2 separate regions of the Homo sapiens genome follow, and region 2 is linked to region 1. A link is an interaction called in ENCODE POLR2A ChIA-PET data of the cell type or tissue named here. Cell type or tissue: Caco-2. All regions are shown on one strand. Links, peaks and the distances in the headings refer to the core of each region. The heading gives the core; the rest is flanking DNA.

What was found. ChIA-PET counts read pairs that join two places held together with the same protein. Peaks named below come from ENCODE experiments on the same cell type or tissue, not always from the same donor. Only the 100,000 strongest peaks of a DNase experiment are listed, where the experiment ranks them.
Region 2: POLR2A ChIA-PET joins it to region 1 with 9 read pairs; 1 of 35 experiments calls an interaction of 5 or more read pairs at or near these places.

The regions. Positions count from the first base shown.
Region 1 is chr19:45,003,995-45,013,833 of GRCh38, reverse strand. RELB (RELB proto-oncogene, NF-kB subunit) reads right to left here. Exons shown (of 12, transcript NM_006509.4): 3 at 4,012-4,020; 4 at 1,558-1,898. Among named protein-coding and RNA genes, the nearest start is that of RELB, 7.4 kb to the right of the region's middle. RefSeq lists an enhancer at 1,700-2,201 and a silencer at 6,564-6,713. In Caco-2, for the core only: no CTCF peak of the experiment used is centred there; a DNase peak (open chromatin) is centred at 5,103.
Region 2 is chr19:46,823,930-46,833,768 of GRCh38, reverse strand. It overlaps SNAR-E (small NF90 (ILF3) associated RNA E), which reads left to right and starts at 3,065; the gene lies at 3,065-3,184. In Caco-2, for the core only: no CTCF peak of the experiment used is centred there; DNase peaks (open chromatin) are centred at 3,728 and 4,418.

The DNA.
Region 1 (9,839 bases), core at 750-8,749:
TTAGAAGGAGTTTTGCTCTTGTCGCTCAGGCCGGAGAGCAATGGCACGATCTTGGCTCACCGCAGCCTCTGCCTCCCGGATTCAAGTGATTCTTCTGCCTCAGCCTCCCGAGTAGCTGGGATTACAGGCATGCACCACCACGCCGCACTAATTTTGTATTTTCAGTAGACATGGGGTTTCTCCATGTTGGTCAGGGTGGTCTCGAACTCCCGACCTCAGGTGATCCGCCTGCCTCGGCCTCCCAAAGTGCTAGGATTACAGGCATGAGCCACCACGACCAGCTTCAGAATGTGGGACATTCTACAAAACATCCGTCCTGTTCTGCACAAATGTTCAACTCACGAAACACAAAGACAGATTGAAGAACAGATCCAGATTAACAGACACCAAAGAGGCCAGGCACAGTGGCTCACACCTGCAATCCCAGCACTCTGGAAGGCCAAGGCATGCGGATCACTTGAGGTCAGGGGTTTGAGACCAGCCTGGCCAACATGGCAAAACCCCTTCTCTACTAAGAAATACAAAAATTAGCCAGGCGTGGTGGTGGACCTGTAATCCCAGCTACTCGGGAGGCTGAGGCAGGAGAATCGCTTGAACCCGGGAGGTGGAGGTTGCAGTGAGGCGAGATCACACCACTGCACTCCAGCCTGGGCAACAGACCAAGACTCCGTCTCAAAAAAATAAAACTTACCTGTACCTTATTAATACATTAATACCCTGCCAAAAGTAATCACCTTTGCTTTTTTTACTTCCAGTGTTATATATATTTGTTTGTTTTTTAATGGAGGCAGGGTATTGCTCTGTTGCTCAGGCTGGAGTGCAGTGGTGCGATCTTGGCTCACTGTAGCCTTGACCTCCTAGGCTCAAGCGATCCTCCCACCTCAGCCCTACCATGTAGCTAGGACTACAGCCATGTGCCACCACACCTGGCTAATTTTTGTATTTTTTGTAGAGATGGGGTTTTGCCGTCTTGCCCAGGCTCATCTAGAACTCCTGAGCTCGAGTGATCCGCTCGCCTCGACCTCCCAAAGTGCTAGAATTACAAGCCTGAGCCACCGCACCACGATCTGCCTTCTTTTTTTTTTTTCTTTTTTTTTGAGACAAGGTCTCACTCTGTTACCCAGACTGCTATGCAATGGTGCAATCTCAGCTCACAGCAGCCTGCACCTCCCTGGGCTCAGCTAATCCTCCCACCTCGGCCTCCTAAATAGCTGGGATTGTGCCACCACACTCGGCTAATTTGTGTACTTTTAGTACAGATGGGGTTTCACCATGTTGGCCAGGCTGGTCTCGAACTCCTGACATCAAGGGATCCGCCCGCCTCAGACTCCCAAAGTACTGGGATTACAGGCGCGAGTCACCGTGCCCAGCCAAATGTCCGACCCCTCCTTTTTTCTGAACCTTTTGGATTCCAGGCCAGGTGATAGTATAATTAATATCTGGTCCAACAATAACAACAACAGCCACCATCAAATAAACGTATAAATGCATGTGGATGGCTCCGGGGTGCAGGGGAAGCCCCAGTCCCACCCGCCCGGGGCCGCTCGCCGGGCCCACCTCGATGGCGGGCAGCGTCTTGCTGGCCTCGGTGCTGCTCTCCCCAAGGATGCTGCCGGCCGAGCGGCCCTCGCACTCGTAGCGGAAGCGCATGCCGCGCTGCTTGGGCTGCTCCGTGATGACCAGGTGCGGCTGCGGGCCCGGGCCCGGCGCTGGGGACACTAGTCGGCCCAGGGGGCAGCCCCAAGGCGGCGGCGTGGCTGGGGGCGCCACAGGGCCCAGGGTGACCGTGCTCAGGGACGCAGCCCCGCGAGACACCAGGCGTGGCAGCCCCTCGCCCGGGCCCGGCTGTCCCCCGTCCAGGCCGAAGCCGTTCTCCTTGATGTACTCGTCGATGATCTCTGCGGGAGAAGAAAAAACGGGTGGTGACGCCCATTCTTTAAAAAATTAAAAAAAAAAAAAAAGGCTTGATTACCCCCGAGACGTTTTCCATCCCATTTATCTCTCTCTCTCTCTCTCTCTCTCTCTCTCTCTCTCTCACACACACACACACACACACACACACACACACACACACACAGAGTCAGGGAGGCCAGGTGCGGTGGCTCACGCCTGTAATCCCAACACCTTGGGAGGCCAAGGTGGGTGAATCAATTGAGGTCAGGAGTTCGAGACCAGCCTGGCCAACATAGTGAAACCCCGTCTCTACAAAAATTAGCCCGAATGGTCTCCCACGTCTGTAATCCCAGCTACTCAGGAGGCTGAGGCAGGAGAACAGCTTGAACCCAGGAGGCGGACACTGCAGTAAGTCAAGATCGTGACACTGCACGCCAGCCTGGGCGACAGAGTGAGACTCCGTCTCTCAATAAATAATAGGCTGGGCGCGGTGGCTCATGCCTGTAATCCCAGCATTTCGGGAGGCCGAGGCGGGCGGATCATGAGGTCAGGAGATCGAGACCATCCTGGCTAACACAGTGAAACCCTGTCTCTACTAAAAATACAAAAAATTAGCCAGGCATGGTGGCACGTGCCTGTAGTCCCAGCAACTCAGGAGGCTGAGGCAGGAGAATCGCTTGAAACCGTCAGGCGGAGGTTGCAGTGAGCCGAGATTGCGTCACTGCACTCCATCCTGCGCAACAGAGCAAGACTCCATCTCAAAAAATAATAATAATAAATAAATAAATAGGCTGGGCATGGTGGCTCACGCCTGTAATCCCAGCACTTTGGGAGGCCGAGGCAGGCGGATCACCTGAGGTCAGGAGTTTGAGACCTGCCTGGCGAACATGGTGAAACCCCATCTCCACTAAAAATATAAAAATTGGGCATGGTGATGTGTGCCTGCAGTTCCAGCTACTCGGGAGGCAGAGGCAGGAGAATCACTTAAACCTGGGAGGTGGAGGTTGCAGTGAGCCAAGATCATGCCATTGCACTCCAGCCTGGGCAACAAGAGCGAAATTCCATCTCTAAATAAATAGATAAATAAATACAAAAATGAGCCAGGTATGTTGGTGCATGCCTGTACTCCCAGCTACTCGGGAGGCTGAGGCAGGAGAATTGCTTGAACCTGGGAGGTGGAGGTTGCAGTGAGCTGAGACAGCACCACTGCACTCCAGCCTGGGCGACAGAGCGAGACTCTGTCTCAAAAAATAACTTAAATAAATAAATAAGAAAGAACTTGCTCCTCCAACTGCCTGTTCCACACGGTCCCCCATTCAACCCATGCTGGCTGCTTCTCCTCCTGGTCTCAGCTCGTATGTTATCTCTTCAGAAAAGCCTAACCTAATGTGTCTTCTCCAGGCCATCTCTCCCTCGTCCTGTTTATTTCTTTCACAGCTCTCAGCCCAGGCTAACATTATCTTGCTCATCTGTTCATTTTCCTCTGTCTCCCACACCGGGCTATCAGCTCTGCGAGGGCAGGGACTTGGTTTTGTTCATGGCTAAATCCCCAGGGCCTAAAACAGTGTCTGTCTGTACTCACTAGGGGATTAATAACATTATTTTATTTTAATTGGTTTTCTTTTTGAGACACGGTCTTGCTCTGCCGCCCAGGCTGCAGTGCAGTGGTGCAATCATAGCTCACTGCAGCCTCGGCTTCCAAGGCAACCTCCCAGGCTCAGGTGATCCTCCCACTTCAGCCTCCTGAGCAGCTGGGACTACAGGTGCGCACCACCATGCCCGGCTAATTTTTAAAAATTTTGTGTAGAGATGGGGGTCTCACTATGTTACCCAGGCTAGTCCTGAACTCCTGGCCTCAAGCAGTCCTCCTGCCTCTGCCTCCCAAAGTGCCAGGATTACAGGTGTGAGTCACACAGCCCCCGGCGTGCTGAGTGTTTTCCAAGTGTCAAGCACTGCTAAGTACCTTAGGAGCATGACTTCGTTCAAATCCCTCCACAGTCCTGGAAGTCACACAGTGACACCTCTCCCCCACCCCCACTGAACAAGGAAGGCCAAGACCCCCTTCTGTAGGCACTTGGGTCCCTCAGCCTCCCCGCAAACCTGCCCTGTGATACTCACCCAATTCATCTGTGGAAGGAAGAGAAAGAGAAAGAGAAAGGTAAGGTCCAGAAAGTGGTCACAACTTTTCATCTTTTAAGACAGATTCCCCAACCCTGTCCCTCCTGTGACCCTTCCGTCTTCCTCCGTCCTGGGAAACCCTGGGCTCTGACTTGCTGGGGCACTAAACCCCAAACCTCATCTTCTCCTCTGGGCTACCATCCTTTCAACCTCTAATGTTGGGGTCCCAGCATCAGGGTATCCTCCAACTAAGCCAAATGCCTCCCGAAAAACATTTAGACCAGGGATTATGAAGTCTTTTTGGGAACCCATTAGAAAGGGGTCTTAGCACCAGGAAAAAGTGGATGCCCAAATTTCCAAACAAATTGGGGTGTGTTCCCTCCCTGAAGTCCACCCCAGGGTCCTGGAGGTCACTGGCTGGTGTTTAAAGATACAAAGAGGTGGCCAGGCCTGGTGGCTCACGCCTGTAATCCCAGCACTTTGGGAGGCTGAGGTGGGCAGATCACTTGAGGTCAGGAGTTCGAGACCAGCCTGGCCAACATGGCGAAACCCCGTCTCTACTAAAAATACAAAAATTAGCTGGGTATCGTGGTGGGCACCTGTAATCCCAGCTACTCGGGAGGCTGAGGCAGGAGAATCGCTTGAACTCAGGAGGCAGAGGTTGCAGTGAGCTGAGATTGCGTCACTGCACTCCAGCCTGGACAACAGAGCGAGACTGTCTCAAAAACAAACAACAACAACAACAAAAAGATGCAAAGAGGCTGATCTGAACCCAGGCAGCCTCTTGCTCTGTACCCCAGCCCTGTCCTCCCACAGTGACCACCCAAAATCCCAGATTCACCCCTGCTTCCTAAGTGAGGAGGTACAGTAATGCTGGGTCCTCAGGGAAGCCCCTTTTCACCTCCCCAGGAAAGCTCAGCCCTTCACAGAATCGTGGAGGAATCGAAACCGACCTCCCGTCATTCCATAGACAGGACAAGGGGAAGCCCAGAGGCCGCCAGTGAGCCTTAGAATCACACAGCAACGGAAGGCAGCTGCAGCCAGGTGTCCCACCCAGGGCTGCCTGCGCTGGTCTCTGGCTGGGGATTTATAGACGCGAACCTGTTCCGCTGCTAGATCTGTCCTCCTCTGTTCTCAGGGAGTGGCTCCTGGCAGCCAGACCTTTGCCCCTTGAAAGGTAGTTTTCCTGCACCCCTTATCTCATGGGATCTGTGAAGCCAGTAGGGTGCCAAGGTCCCCCCAATTTGGCAGATGGGGATACTGAGGCTGGCAGAGAGGAAGGGACACGCTCTAGGTCAGTGGCAGGGCCAACCTCAAGTCACTTGAACTGGGAAAATCCTTCTTAGGCATCTGTGCTGGATGAACCTGGGGACCCAAAGACAGAGTTAGACTTTGGACCCTCCAGAGGCTCCCGGGCTGTAGGGGGAGACTGAGTCCTGGGCGGCTGTGGCTGGAGCTCTGGGTTCACTGCCTCTGTTCAAATCCTGGCTCTGCAACTTGCTAGTTGTGGGGCCATAAGCCTATTACTTCACCTTTTTGTGCCTTGGCTTCTTCATCTGTAAAATGGGCACAATAATAATGCCTACCTTGTTGGGCTAAGATACTTTTATTTAATATTTTATTTTATTTTATTTTATTTATTTTTATTTTTTTGAGACGGAGTCTTGCTCTGTCACCCAGGCTAGGGTGCAGTGGCACAATCTTGGCTCACTGCAACCTCTGCCTCCTGGGTTCAAGTGATTCTCCTGTCTCAGCCTCCCGAGTAGCTGAGATTACAGGTGCACACCACCACACCCGGCTTTTTTTTTTTTTTTTTTTTTTTGTATTTTTAGCAGAGACGGGGTTTTACTATGTTAGTCAGGCTAGTCTCGATCTCCTGACCTCATGATCCGCGCACCTCGGCCTCCTAAAGTGCTGGGATTACAGGCGTGAGCCACCACGCCCAGCCTATTTTCTATTTTTTGAGATGGAGTCTTGCTCTGTCACCCAGGCTGGAGTACAGTGTGGTGCATTCTTGGCTCACTGCAACCTCTGCCTCCCGGGTTCTAGCGATTCTCCTGCCTCAGCCTCCTGAGTAGCTGGGATTACAGTCTCGTACCACCATGCCCGGCTAATTTTTGTACTTTTAGTAGAGACGGGGTTTCACCATGTTGGCCAGGCTGGTCTCGAACTCCTGGCCTCAAGTGACCCACCCACCCCAGCCTCCCAAAGTGCTGGGATTACAGGTGTGAGCCACCACGCCTGGCCATGGGCATGATTTTAGAGCATGGAGTGTAGAGTCACATAGAGTTGATTTGAATCTCAGCTGTTACTCACTGGCTGTGCAGCCTTGGGCAAGTCACTTACCGTCTCTGAGCTTCCTCTACAAAATGAGGTGTGAGCTCCTACCTCAGGAACTAACATGAGGATTCAGAATCACACAGGTAAACTACTTAGTGCAGGTTCTGACCACGCGACATCTTCCAGAAAGCTTAGTTAATATTATTATTATCTCAAGTCCTCTATTAGCCAGGAAATTATTCAAGTTTCTGCTCAAATAGCAGTGCCTCCCTTTACCCCCAACGTGGACTTGCCACCATTCAGGGGCAGCCAGGATGGGCCACGTGAGAGCAGATGTGAGAGCAGGAAATTGACTATGTATGTGCTGCCTCAGCCTTTGCACAGGCTGGTCTCTGCCTGAATGCTCTTCCCCCAGTTCTTTGCATGGCGTGACTTCCTCCTCCTCCATCTTCAGTTCCTTGGTCAAACGTCACATCCTAGACAGCTCTTCCCTGACCATTTTATCCAAGAGAGTCCCCTTATCCCCCACTCCAGTCCCTCAAAGTCAGGTGCCTTTGTTTTATCATTTTCTTTTTTTTTTTTTTTTTCAGATGGAGTTTTGCTGTTGTCACCCAGGCTGGAGTGCAATGATGCAATCTCAGCTCACCACAACCTCCGCCTCGCAGGTTCAAGTGATTCTCCTGCCTCAGCCTCCTGAGTAGCTGGGATTACAGGCCACCACACCCAGCTAATTTTCGTATTTTTAGTAGAGATGAGGTTTTGCCACGTTGGTCAGGCTGGTCTTGAACTCCTGACCTCAGGTGATCCACCCACCTCGGCCTCCCAAAGTGCTGGGATTACAGGCATGAGCCACCACACCCAGCCTGTTTTATCATTTTCATGGCGCTGATGAAGATGTCACATGACCTCACATTACACTGACTCATACCTGTCTCCTATAGACTGGGAGCATTGAAGAGTGGGAATAATGTCTGTTTCTCCTCATTTTATCCCCAGGGTCCAGCATATGTCTGGCCCTTCACAATGAAGGGGATTTTCTCGCTGGGCACAGTGGCTCATGCCTGTAATCCCAGCACTTTGAGAGGCCGAGGTGGCTGGATCAGTGGAGGTCAGGATTTTGAGACAAGCCTGGCCAACGTGGTGAAACCCCGTTTCTCTAAAAGTACAAAAATCAGCTGCGTGTGGTGGCACACGCCTGGAATCCCAGCTGTTTGAGAGGCTGAGGCAGGAGGATGGCTTGAACCCGGGAGTCGGAGGTTGCAGTAAGCCTAGATCACGCCACCGCACTCCAGTGTAGGCGACAGAATGAGACTCTGCCTCCAAAAACAAAAAGGGAATTTTCCTTCCCATTCTATCTCACTAGTTCTCGTATCCCCACCCTGTTATTAAATATCATTGACCCCAAGGTTTCTTCATAGCCCTTATCACATTTTATAATCCCATATTTAACTTATTGTTTACGTGTCTGCCTCCTCATCTAGGTAGGGAACCCCAGGGCCAGGCCTGTCCTCAGCACTGCTCGGCACAAGGCCAGGTACAGAACAGGCGCATAATAAATATTTATTGAATGGATGACATCAGAAATAACTCTCATTTGAAACCAAAGATCTAGGTCTTGGACCAGAAAAGTCTCAGCCTTGGCCGGGCACGGTGGCTCATGCCTGTAATCCTAGCACTTTGGGAGGCCAAGGCAGGCAGATCGCTTGAGGCCAGGAGTTCCAGACCGGCCTGGCCAACATGGCAAAACCCCGTCTCTACTAAAAATACAAAAATTAGGTGGACATGGTGGCACACGCCTATAATCTCAGCTACTCGGGAGGCTGAGGCAGGAGAATCACTTGAACCTGGGAGGCGGAGGTTGCAGTGAGCCGAGATTGTGACACTACACTCCAGGCTGGGTGACAGAGCGAGACTCTGTCTCAAAAAAAAGAAAAGTCTCAGCCTTGTTCCTGCGCAGGACCACCGCTTGGGCAGTGTCTGTCACTGATGCCATCCTCCCTAAACTCACAGACCTGTTGGGGAACCGGCCTCACTTCTTCAATGGCCAAGCCAGAACTTGGGTCCATCCCAAGATTATATCTCCAGAGAAAGGCCCAGACCCAGCTAACTGGAGCCACTGAGTATTCATAACAACAGGACTACCCCTGCCCTCCAAATCCTGGCAAATGTATATAAGAAAAAATGTCATAATTTGGTTGAGATTCTGCATTTCCTTGGGCAGCACTGAATTTTGGCTGGGGGACTTTATAGACTAGTAGTTCTAGGCATCTCTTGGGAGCTTGCTAAAAATGCAAATAATTTCTCATCCCAAACCTACTGAATCAGAAACTCGAGAGGTGGGGCCTGACATGGTTTTTTGTTTTTTTTCCTGAGACGGAGGCTCTTGCTCTGTCACCCAGGCTGGAGTGCAGTGGCACGATCCCCGCTCACTGCAACTTCCGCCTCCCGGGTTCAAGTGATTCTCCTGCCTCAGCCTCCCAAGTAGCTGGGATTACAGGTGCCTGCCACCACGCCTGGCTAATTTTTTTTGTATTTTTAGTAGAGATGGGGTTTCAACATATTGGCCAGGCTGGTCTTGAACTCCTGACCTTGTGATCTGCCTGTCTCGACCTCCCAAAGTGCTGGGATCACAGGAGTGAGCCACCACGGCCGGCTGTTTTTTTGTTTGTTTGTTTGAGACGGAGTTTCACTCTTGTTGCCCAGGCTGGAGTGCAATGCCATGATCTCGGCTCACGGCAACCTCCACCTCCCAGGTTCAAGTGATTCTCCTGCCTCAGCCTCCTGAATATTTGGGATTACAGGCATGCGCCACCACGCCCAGCTAATTTTGTATTTTTAGTAGAGATGGTGTTTCTCCATGTTGGTCAGCCTGGTCTAGAACTCCCGACCTCAGGTGATGAGCCTACCTCGGCCTCCCAAAGTGCCGGGATTACAGGCATGAGCCACCACATCAGGCGACATTATGTTTTAACTAGCGCTATGGATGATTCTGATGCACATGGTTTAAGAACCACTGTCTGGCCAGGCACGGTGGCTCGCGCCTGTAATCCCAGCACTTTGGGAGGCCGAGGAGGGCGGATCCTTTGAGGTCAGGAGTTCGAGACCAGCCTGACCAACATGGAGAAACCCTGTCTCTACTAAAAATACAAAAAATTAGCTGAGCGTGGTGGCACATGACTGTAATCCCAGCTACTTGGGAGGCTGAGGCAGGAGAATTGCTCGAACCTGAGAGGTGGAGGTTGCAGTGAGCCGAGATCGCGCCATTGTACTCCAGCCTGGGCAACAGGAATGAAACTCCGTCTCAAAAAAAAAAGAACCACTGTCTGGCCAGGCGAGGTGGCTCACACCTGTAATCCCAGCACTTTGGGAGGCTGAGGCGGGCGGATTACCTGAGGTCAGGAGTTCAAGACCAGCCTGGCCAACATGGTGAAACCCCATCTCTACTAAAGACACAAAGTGGGTTGTGGTGGCGGGTGCCTGTAATCCCAGCTACTCAGGAGGCTGAGGCAGGAGAATTGCTGAACCCGGGAGGTGGAGATTGCAGTGAG
Region 2 (9,839 bases), core at 596-8,595, 1.8 Mb before region 1:
CTCCCAAAGTGCTGAGATTACAGGCGTGAACCACTGTGCCTGTTTTAAACCTGGCCAATTTTAAAATTATTTTTCTTCGAGACAGGGTCTCGCTATGTTGCTCAGGCTGGTCTCAAACTCCTGGCCTTGAGCAATCCTCCTGCTTCAGCCTCCTTTTTACTTGTTTTTCTTTCTTTTTTTTTTCTCTCTTTCTTGATTTCTTATTTCAATAACTTTGGTATGCCCTGGCCTTCTGAGGGGCGGGGATTACAGGCGCAAGCCACTGAACCTGGCTTGGGTTTCTTTTCTTTCTTTACTTTTTCTTTTCTTTTCTTTTCTCTTCTCTTCTCTTCTCTTCTCTTTTCCTTTTCTTTTCTGTCTTTCTTAACTTCTTTTCTTTTCTTTTTTTTTGTGAGGGAATTTCGCTCTGTTGCCCAGGCTAAAATGCAATGGCATGATCGCAATGATCTCAGCTCACTGCAACATCCACCTCCCGGGTTCAAGCGATTCTCCTGCCTCAGCCTCCCAAGTAGCTGGGACTTCAGGCACATGCCACCATGCCTGGCTAATTTTTTTGTGTGTTTTTTTTAGTAGAGACAGGGTTTCACCATGTTGGCCAGGCTGGTCTCGAACTCCTGACCTCACGTGATCCACTCGCCTTGGCCTCCCAAAGTGCTGGGATTACAGGTGTGAGTCACTGCGGCCGGCCGTATACTTTTTTTTTTTTAGTGGAGTCTCCCTCTGTCGCTAGGCTGGAGTGCAGTGACACAGTCTCGGCTCACTGCAACCTCCACCTCCCGGGTTCAAGGGATTCTCCTGCCTCAGCCTCCCAAGTAGCTGGGACTACAGGCGCACGCCACCACGCCCAGCTAATTTTTGTATTTTTAGTAGAGACAGGGTTTCCCCATGTTGGCCAGGATGGTCTCAATCTCCTGACCTCGTGATCCACCCCCCTCCTGCTCCCAAAGTGCTGGGATTACAGGCGTGAGCCACCGCGCTTGGCCGAAGTATACATTTTAAATAAGTGAATTGAATGGTATGTAAATATATGTCAACAAAGATGTTACAAAACACCTGAATGAATGACATTTACCTTGTAGTTGTAAACAGAAAAACAACGAAAATGCACAAGAATTTTTTTTTTTGAGAGAGAGAGTCTTGCTCTGTCTCCCAGGCTGGAGTGCAGTGATGCGATCTCGGCTCACTACAAGCTCCGCCTCCCAGGTTCATGCCATTCTCCTGCCTCAGCCTCCCAAGTAGCTGGGACTATAGGTGCCTGCCACCACGCCCGGCTAATTTTCGTATTTTGTTTAGTAGAGACAAGTTTCACCGTGTTAGCCAGGATGGTCTTGATCTCCTGACCTCATGATCCGCCCACCTCGGCCTCCCAAAGTGCTGGGATTACAGGCGTGAGCCACCATGCCTGGCCACACGAATGTTTATAGTGGTTTTATTCACCAAAAACTGGAAACAACCTAAATATTCTTCAAAAATGAATAGAAAAACAAACTCTGGCCCCTCCAGGCAATGGAGCACTCCTCAACATTGAAAAGGAATGAACCCGGCCAGGCGCAGTGGCTCGTACCTATAATCCCAGCACTTCGGGAGGCCAGGGCAGGAGGATTGCTTGAGGCCAGGAGTTCGTGTCCAGCCTGAGCAACATAGTGAGACCCCCATCTCCACCAAAAAAAAAAAAAAGAAAAATATCCTGGACATGGTAGGTATCACACCTGCGATCCCAGCTACTTGGGAGGCTGAGATGGGAGGATTGCTTGAGCCCAAGGTATTGAGGCTGCAGAGAGCCAAGATCTAGCTACTGCACTCCAGCCTGGTCAACAGAACAAACCCTATCTCAAAATAAAGAAATAAGGCCAGGCACAGTGGCTTACATCTGTAATCCCCGCACTTTGGGAGGCCGAGGTGGGTGGACCAGCCTGGCCAACATGGTGAAACCACATCTCTACTAAATACAAAAAATTAGCCGATGTGGTAGCGCATCCCTGTAATCCCAGCTACTTGGGAGGCTGAGGCAGGAGAATCGCTTGAACCCGGGAGGCGGAGGTTGCAGTGAGCCAAGATTGTGCTATTGCACTCCAGCCTAGGCAACAGAGCGAAGCTCCATATTGGAAACAAATTAATAAATAAAACACATAAATACATAAATAAATTTCATGCACGTACTTGTGAGGATATAACTGGTTTTTTCGATGTCTTAGGATCACACCGTATGTGGTTCTGCAGCTTGCTATCAGTGCATCTTGGAGGTGATTCTGTGTATAGTCTGTGTGGAATCCCGTTATGTGGGTGCATCCTATGTTACTTAACCAGGCCTGCGTGGCTCCTCCTAATGAAGATGAAAGAATGTCTTTGCCCACGTGCATTTTCACATACATGTGGAGGGTAAGTACCTGGAAATGAATCTCTGGGCTGAAGGGTACATGTATCTGTAACAGGTCATTTGATAGGTTCACCCCAATTGCTCTCCAAACGGGCTGTGCTGATTTTTACTCTCTGGTAGCATAGGAGGAGACCCCCTGTTTCCATGTAGCTTTGCTACTGTGCGATCTCACTATGTTTATTTTATTGTGCCTGGTTACCAATGAGGTCGAACATTACTAGTCATTCATATTCCTCTTCTGTGTTGGTACAAACCTTTTGACCATTTTCCTCCTGTGCTGTTTGTCATTTTCTTGTTTATTTGTAGTAGCTCTTTATTTATTGTGGATCCACAGTCTGTCATACATGTCACAAACATTCCCCCCAGGCTGCTTTTGTCTTTTGACTTTGTATGTGGTATCTTTTTTCAGGAAGAAGGGTTTAGTGTTTTGCTTTCTGTTAGTCTTTCTTCATTGTATATTATGGCCTTTGGGAAGGTTTATCCAGGACAAAATGTTTATAAAAATAGAGCAGGCAGTTTATAAAAGAAATGGATGAAGGGAGAGACTAACGTCAGAGCTTCCCTCTTCCCCACTACATCCTGTAGAACGGGGCTTTAAGGAGCTATTTCTGCTGTTCTTCTCCCTCCCATATTAAATAAAATGATGTATATTAAATAAAAACAGATGTTTTGTAGATAAGAAAACAGGTGGAGCCATTGTGGCTCCAGCCGGTTGCGCGGGCCCTCGGACCCTCAGGGAGGCGAGGGTTCGAGGGCACGAGTTCGAGGCCAACCTGGTCCACATGGGTTGAAAAAAAAAAAAAAATTAAAAAAAAAAAAAAAGGCCGGGCGCGGTGGCTCACGCCTGTAATCCCAGCACTTTGGGAGGCTGAGGCGGGCGGATCACGAGGTCAGGAGATCGAGACCATCCTGGCTAACACGGTGAAACCCCGTCTCTACTAAAAATACAAAAAAAATTAGCCGGGCGTAGTGGCGGGCGCCTGTAGTCCCAGCAACTCGGGAGGCTGAGGCAGGAGAATGGCGTGAACCCGGGAGGCGGAGCTTGCAGTGAGCCAAGACAGCGCCACTGCAGTCCAGCCTGGGCGAAAGAGCGAGACTCCGTCTCAAAAAAAAAAAAAAAGAAAAAGAAAACAGGTCTGTGTGTGTGTAAGTGTGTGTGTGTGTGTGTGTGTGTGTGTGTGTGTGTGTGTGTGTGTTGGGGCTGTGTGGACGACAGGGAGGTAGGGAGAGGTAAAAATGAAAGCCATCTGCCAAGGAACCTCATCTCCGCAGCCTCTGACTCAGTAACTTTCCACTCAGTAACTGAAGGAAACTGCTGGAAATGGGGAGGAAGCTGTTAATGCCTGGAGCTGGCCACCAGGGCATCGGGCAGATTCCTGGATACCCGGGGGTGAGGGTGTTTACAGCTACTCAAGGACAAACTCGGTGGCCTGGACACTCAGTGCCTTCAGGAAGTCCTTGGTATTTAATTGCCTGGGAAAATGCATCTGTTCCCATGTGCGAAATGGGGAATCCACAGCAAAGGTGTTTGTGTGCCTCACTGCACGGAAACTGCATTTCGCGTCTGAATTTTATGTCAAGAGAAAAGCTTAAAAGTACAGAACTCAGCCAGGCGCGGTGGCTCACACCTGTAATCCCAGCACTTTGGGAGGCCGAGGCAGGCGGATCACTAGGTCAGGAGTTCGGGACCAGCCTGGACAATATGGTGAAACCGCATCTCTACTAAAAATACAAAAAAAATTAGCCGGGCGTGGTGGCACGTGCCTGTAGTCCCAGGTACTCAGGAGGCTGAAGCAGGAGAATCGTTTGAACCCGGGAGGTGGAGGTTGCAGTGAGCTGAGATCGTGCCACTGCACTCCAGCCTGGGTGACAGAGCGAGACTCCATCTCAAAAAAAAAAAAAAAAAAAAAAGAAGAAAGAAAAAAATGCAGCACTGACGCATGCTACAACATGAGTGAACCTCGAAGATGTGATGCTGAGTGAAAGAAGCCAGACACAAGAGGCCACCTAGCACAGAATTCCATTCACATGAAATGTACAGCACAGAGACAGATGGTAGATTAGTGGTTGCCCGAGGCTGGGGGAAGAGGAGAGCAGGGAGTGTTTACTTAATGTTTGTGGAGTTTCATTTTTGGGTGATAAAAATGCTCTGGGCTGGGCATAGTGGCTCACGTCTAATCCCAGATTTGGGAGGCTGAGGCAGGAGGATCATTTGAGCCGAGGAGTTTGAGACCAGCGTGAGTAAAATAGCAAGGCCCTGTCTCTATGAAAAAAATAAATAAATAAATAAATAAAAATTAAATTCAACTAGCCAAGCATGGTGGCTCCTGCCTGTAATCCCAGCTACTTGGGAGGCTGAGGTGGGAGGATCATTTGAGCCCAAGAGTTGGACGCGAGGCTGCAGTGAGCTGTGATCACACCACTGCACTCTAGCCTGGGAGACAGAGCGAGACCCTATCTCAAAAAAAAAAAAAAAAAAAGAAAAAAGGATCGGGTGAGTGGAGGGAACTTTGAGGACAGGCCAACAGGTGCAGCAAACCACCATGGCACACATATACCTACGTGACAAACCTGCACGTTCTGTACATGTATCCTGTTTTTTTTTTAGAAGAAATAAAGAAAAAAAAAGAATTGTACATGTTGCTAACACATAAAATTGATGTATCTTCTGTGCTCAATGACTCAGTCTAGTGGCGGAAAAAATGACCCACATTCACGGTGTGACGTATTCTACAGTAGAAACTTATAGCTAGTGTCATTAGTCATCAATAATTTATCTATGCTAATTTTATGCTTTTTATAAATCTGAACTGTCAACTGTGTGTATGATTTCTTCCTCTTATCATAGATTTCATATTAAATAAAATGTAATACATCAGTATTTAATCTCCTAAATTTGATAACTATGCTATACATATATATATATACATATCTATATGTGTGTATATATATAAAAGTATCTTTGTTGATGGCATTAGAGGACACTGAAGAACAACATCCAAAAGATTATTATTTCTTTTTTTGAGACAGAGCCTTGCTCTGTGGCCAGGCTGGAGTGCAGTAGCGTGATCTCGGCTCACTGCAACCTCTGCCTCCTCAGTGCAAGCGATTCTCCTGCCTCAGCCTCACAAGTAGCTGGGACCACAGGCATGTGCCACCACACCCAGTTAATTTTTTTTGTACTTTTAGCAGAGACAGGGTTTCACCATGTTGGCCAGGATGGTCTCGAACTCCTGAGCTCAAGTGGTCTGCCCGCCTCAGCCTCCCAAAGTGCTGGGATTACAGGTGCAAGCCCCTGCGCCTGGCCTTCTTCCTCTTCTTCTTCTTTTTTTTTTTTGAGATGGAGTTTTGTTTTTGTTACCCAGGCTGGAGTGCAATGGCACGATCTCGGCTCACTGCAACCTCCGCCTCCCGGGTTCAAGCGATTCTTCTGCCTCAGCCTCCCAAGTAGCTGGGATTACAGGCATGGGCCACCACGCCCGGCTAATTGTGTTTCTTTGTTTGTGACAGAGTCTTGCTGTGTCGCCCAGGCTGGAGTGCAATGGCGTGATCTCGGCTCACTGCAACCTCTCCCTCCCGGGTTCAATCGACTCTTCTGCCTCAGCCTCCCAAGTAGCTGGGATTACAGGCATGCGCCACCACGCCTGGCTAATTGTCTGTTTCTTTGTTTGTGACAGAGTCTTGCTGTGTCGCCCAGGCTAGAGTGCAATGGCGTGATCTCGGCTCACTGCAACCTCTGCCTCCCAGGTTCAAGCAACCCTCCTGCCTCAGCCTCCCGAGTAGCTGGGACTACAAGCGCCTGCCACCACGCTTGGCTAATTTTTGTATTATTAGTAGGGACAGGGTTTCGCCATATTGGCCAGATTGGCCTCAAACTCCTGACCTCAGGTGATCCACGTGGCTCGGCCTCCCAAAGTGCTGAGATGACAGACGTGGGCCGCTGCACCCAGCAGTGATGGTTTATTGTATGTGTCAACTTGATTGGGTTAAGGGGTGCCCACATAGCTGGTAAAACATTATTTCTGTTTGTGTCTGCACAGGTGTTTCAGGAAGAGATACAAAATACAAAAGTTAGCCAGATGTGGTGGTGGGCACCTGTAGTCCCACCTACTTGGGAGGCTGAGGCAGGAGAATGGTGTGAACCCATAGGTGGAGGTTGCAGTGAGCCGAGATCGTGCCACTGCACTCCAGCCTGGGCGACACAGCAAGACTCTGTCAAAAACAAAAACAAAAAAACAAAAAAACAAATACAAACAAACAAACAAAACCCCATCACAGTAATGATGGAAGTAGTTTTGGAGGTGGCAAAAGCTGTAGTAATCTTGGCCATAACAGCAATCAGTCTTCGAATTTTGGATCCATGAAGGGAGGAGGATTTGGAGGCAGAAGCCCTGGCCCCTATGGTGATGGAGGCCAATATTTTGCCAAAACATGAAACCAAGATGGCTATGGCAGTTCCAGCAGCCCTGGTGGCCAGGGCGGTGGCAGAAAGCTTTAGTTACTTTGGGGAAATGAAGCTTAGCCAGCAGACAGAGCCAGGGAAATGACAGGGAAGCTCAGGTTACAAACAGACTTGTGAACTCAGCCAGGCACAGGGGTGGCAGGGCCTGTCTGTTATGAAGAAGGTGTGTTTTTTGTGTTTGTTTGCTTTTTTTGAGACGGAGTCTCGCTCTGTCGCCCAGGCTGGAGTGCAGTGGCGCGATCTCGGCTCACTGCAAGCTCCACCTCCCGGGTTCACGCCATTCTCCTGCCTCAGCCTCCTGAGTAGCTGAGATTTACAGGTGCCAGCCACCACGCCCGGCTAATTTTTTTTAATATTTTTTAGTAGAGACGGGGTTTCACCGTGTTAGCCAGGATGGTCTTGATCTCCCAACCTTGTGATCCGCCTGCCTCGGCCTCCCAAAGTGCTGGGATTACAGGCATGCGCCACCGCGCCCGGCCGTGTTTGATTTGAGACAGGCTCTCACTCTGTTGACAAGGCTGGAGTGCAGTGGCATGATCACAGCTCACTGCAGTCTCAACCCCTGGGCTCAAGCAATCCTCTCACCCCAGCTTCCCGAGTAGCTGGGACCACAGGTGCGTGCCGCCATGCCTGCCTATTTTTTTTTTTTTTTTTTGAGACACAGTCTCCCTCCATCGCCCAGGCTGGAGCTCACTGCAAGCTCTGCCTCCTTAGTTCATGGGAGTCTCCTGCCTCAGCCTCCCGAGTACCTGGGATTACAGGCGTGAACCACCACATCCGGCTATTTTTAAAATATTTTTAGTCGAGATGGGGTTTCACTATGTTGGTCAGGCTGGTCTTGAACTCCTGACTTCAAATCATCCACCCACCTCAGCCTCCCAAGGTGCTGGGATTACAGGCGTGAGCCACCACCCTCGGCTCCTGATTTTTTAATATTTTTTAAAGACGAAGTTCCACTATGTTGCCTAGGCTGATCTCAAACTCCCTGGCTTAAGCAATCCTCCCGCCTTAGCCTTCCAAAGTGCTGGGATTGCAGGCATGAGCCACCATACCCAGTGGAAGATGTATTGGAGACAATACTCATGTATATGGACAAAAAACAAAAACAAAAAACTCCAGGACTGTATTTGTGACTAATCGTATAACAGGTTATTTCAGTTTCTCTTCTGTGGAAAGTGCAAAGCATTCCAACAAAGGGTTTTAATGTAGATTTTTGTTTTGCACCCATGCTGTTGATGGCTAAATATAAGTGTCTGATGATAATGTTGAATAAAAAAAAAAAAAACAAAAAAAAAACCTTAGAGGAAGTTTTGCTATAAAGGGAGAAGAGAAATAGTCGCTAGAGGGGGGAATGAGATTGGAGGGTGTTTGGTGGAGTGGATGATATCACAGCAGGTTTTTGTTTTGTTTTGTTTTGTTTTGTTTTGAGACAGATGCCCAGGCTGGAGTGCAGTTGTGCGATCTCGGCTCACCGCAACCTTTGCCTCCTGGGCTCCAGCGATTCTCCTGCCTCAGCCTCCCAACTAGCTGGGACCACAGGCGCCCGCCACCATACCCCGCTAATTTTTTGTATTTTTAGTGGAGACTGGGTTTCGCCATGTTCGTCAGGCTGGTCTCAAACTCCTGACCTCAAGTGATCCGCCCGCCTCAGCCTCCCAAAGTGCTGTGATTACAAGTGTGAGCCACCGCGCTCAGCTCAAATCATCAGTTTTATGCTGATGGGGATGATGCAACAGACAAGGGGAAACCGGAAGATGCAGGAAAGAGATGGGAGAGGGATGGAAGGCGCAGCTGGGATTATCCAAGCACACGAGAGGCATCTGGGAGGAAGGGGTGCGTGGGCGCCAAGGCAGGTGGTGGTGGTGTTGGTGTGGGGAGTTCCCAAAAGTCCCTACTCCAATGACTTCCTTCTTCTCAGTGAAATGGGAAGCAAGAGTAAGTCTCAGTCAGCTGAGAGTGACAGCCACTCAAGTTGGTGCCCTTAAGACCACGCGGGTGGTGGAGCCTGTGGAGTGGAGATCACCTGTCTTTTATTTTCTTTTAAGACATGGGGGCCAGACGTGGTAGCTCATGCCTGTAATCCAAGCACTTTGGGGGGCCGAGGCAGGCGGATCATCTGAGGTCAGCCTGGCCAGCATGGTGAAACCCCATCTCTACTAAAAATAAAAAAGTTAGCCGGGCATGGTGGTGCACGCCTGTAATCTCAGCTACTTGGGAGGCTGAAGCAGAGGCCGCAGTGAGCTGAGATCGTGCCACTGCACTCCAGCCTGCGTGACAAGAGCGAGACTCCATCTCAAAAAAAAAACAAACCAAAAAACTTAAAAATACTCTGGGGTGGCAAACGAAATGTGGTGGCTGGATGGAGCCCTCAGGCCATGTGTTTGCAACCCTGGTGCAACTGCACTAAAGCACAGGCCAGAGTCAGTTCTGGGCTTTTGAGGGGCTCCAGGGTTTAGAGAACAGAAAGTCGAAGAGGAACCTGAGAAAGCCACCAAACAAGGAAGCTTCTTGTTTTTGTTTTTGTTTCTTTTTGAGACAGACTCTCACTCTGTCTCCCAGGCTGGAGTGCAATGGCGCGATCTCGGCTCAATGCAACCTCCACCTCCCAGGTTCAAGCAATTCTCCTGCCTCAGCCTCCCAAGTAGCTGGGATTACAGGTGCCCACCACCATGCCTGGCCAATTTTTGTATTTTTAGAGACGGTGTTTCTTTTTCTTTCTTTTTTCTTTTTTTTTTGAGACAGAGTCTTTCTCTGTCGCCAGGCTGGAGTGCAGTGACGCCATCTTGGCTCACTGCAACCGCTGACTCCCTGGTTCAAGGAATTCTACTAACTCAGCCTCCTGAGTAGCTGGGATTACAGGCACGTGCCACCATGCCCAGCTAATTCTTTGAATTTTTAGTAGAGATGGGGTTTCACCATGTTGGCCAGGATGGTCTCCATCTCCTGACCTCGTGATCCGCCCACCTCGGCCTCCCAAAGTGCTGGGATTACAGGTGTGAG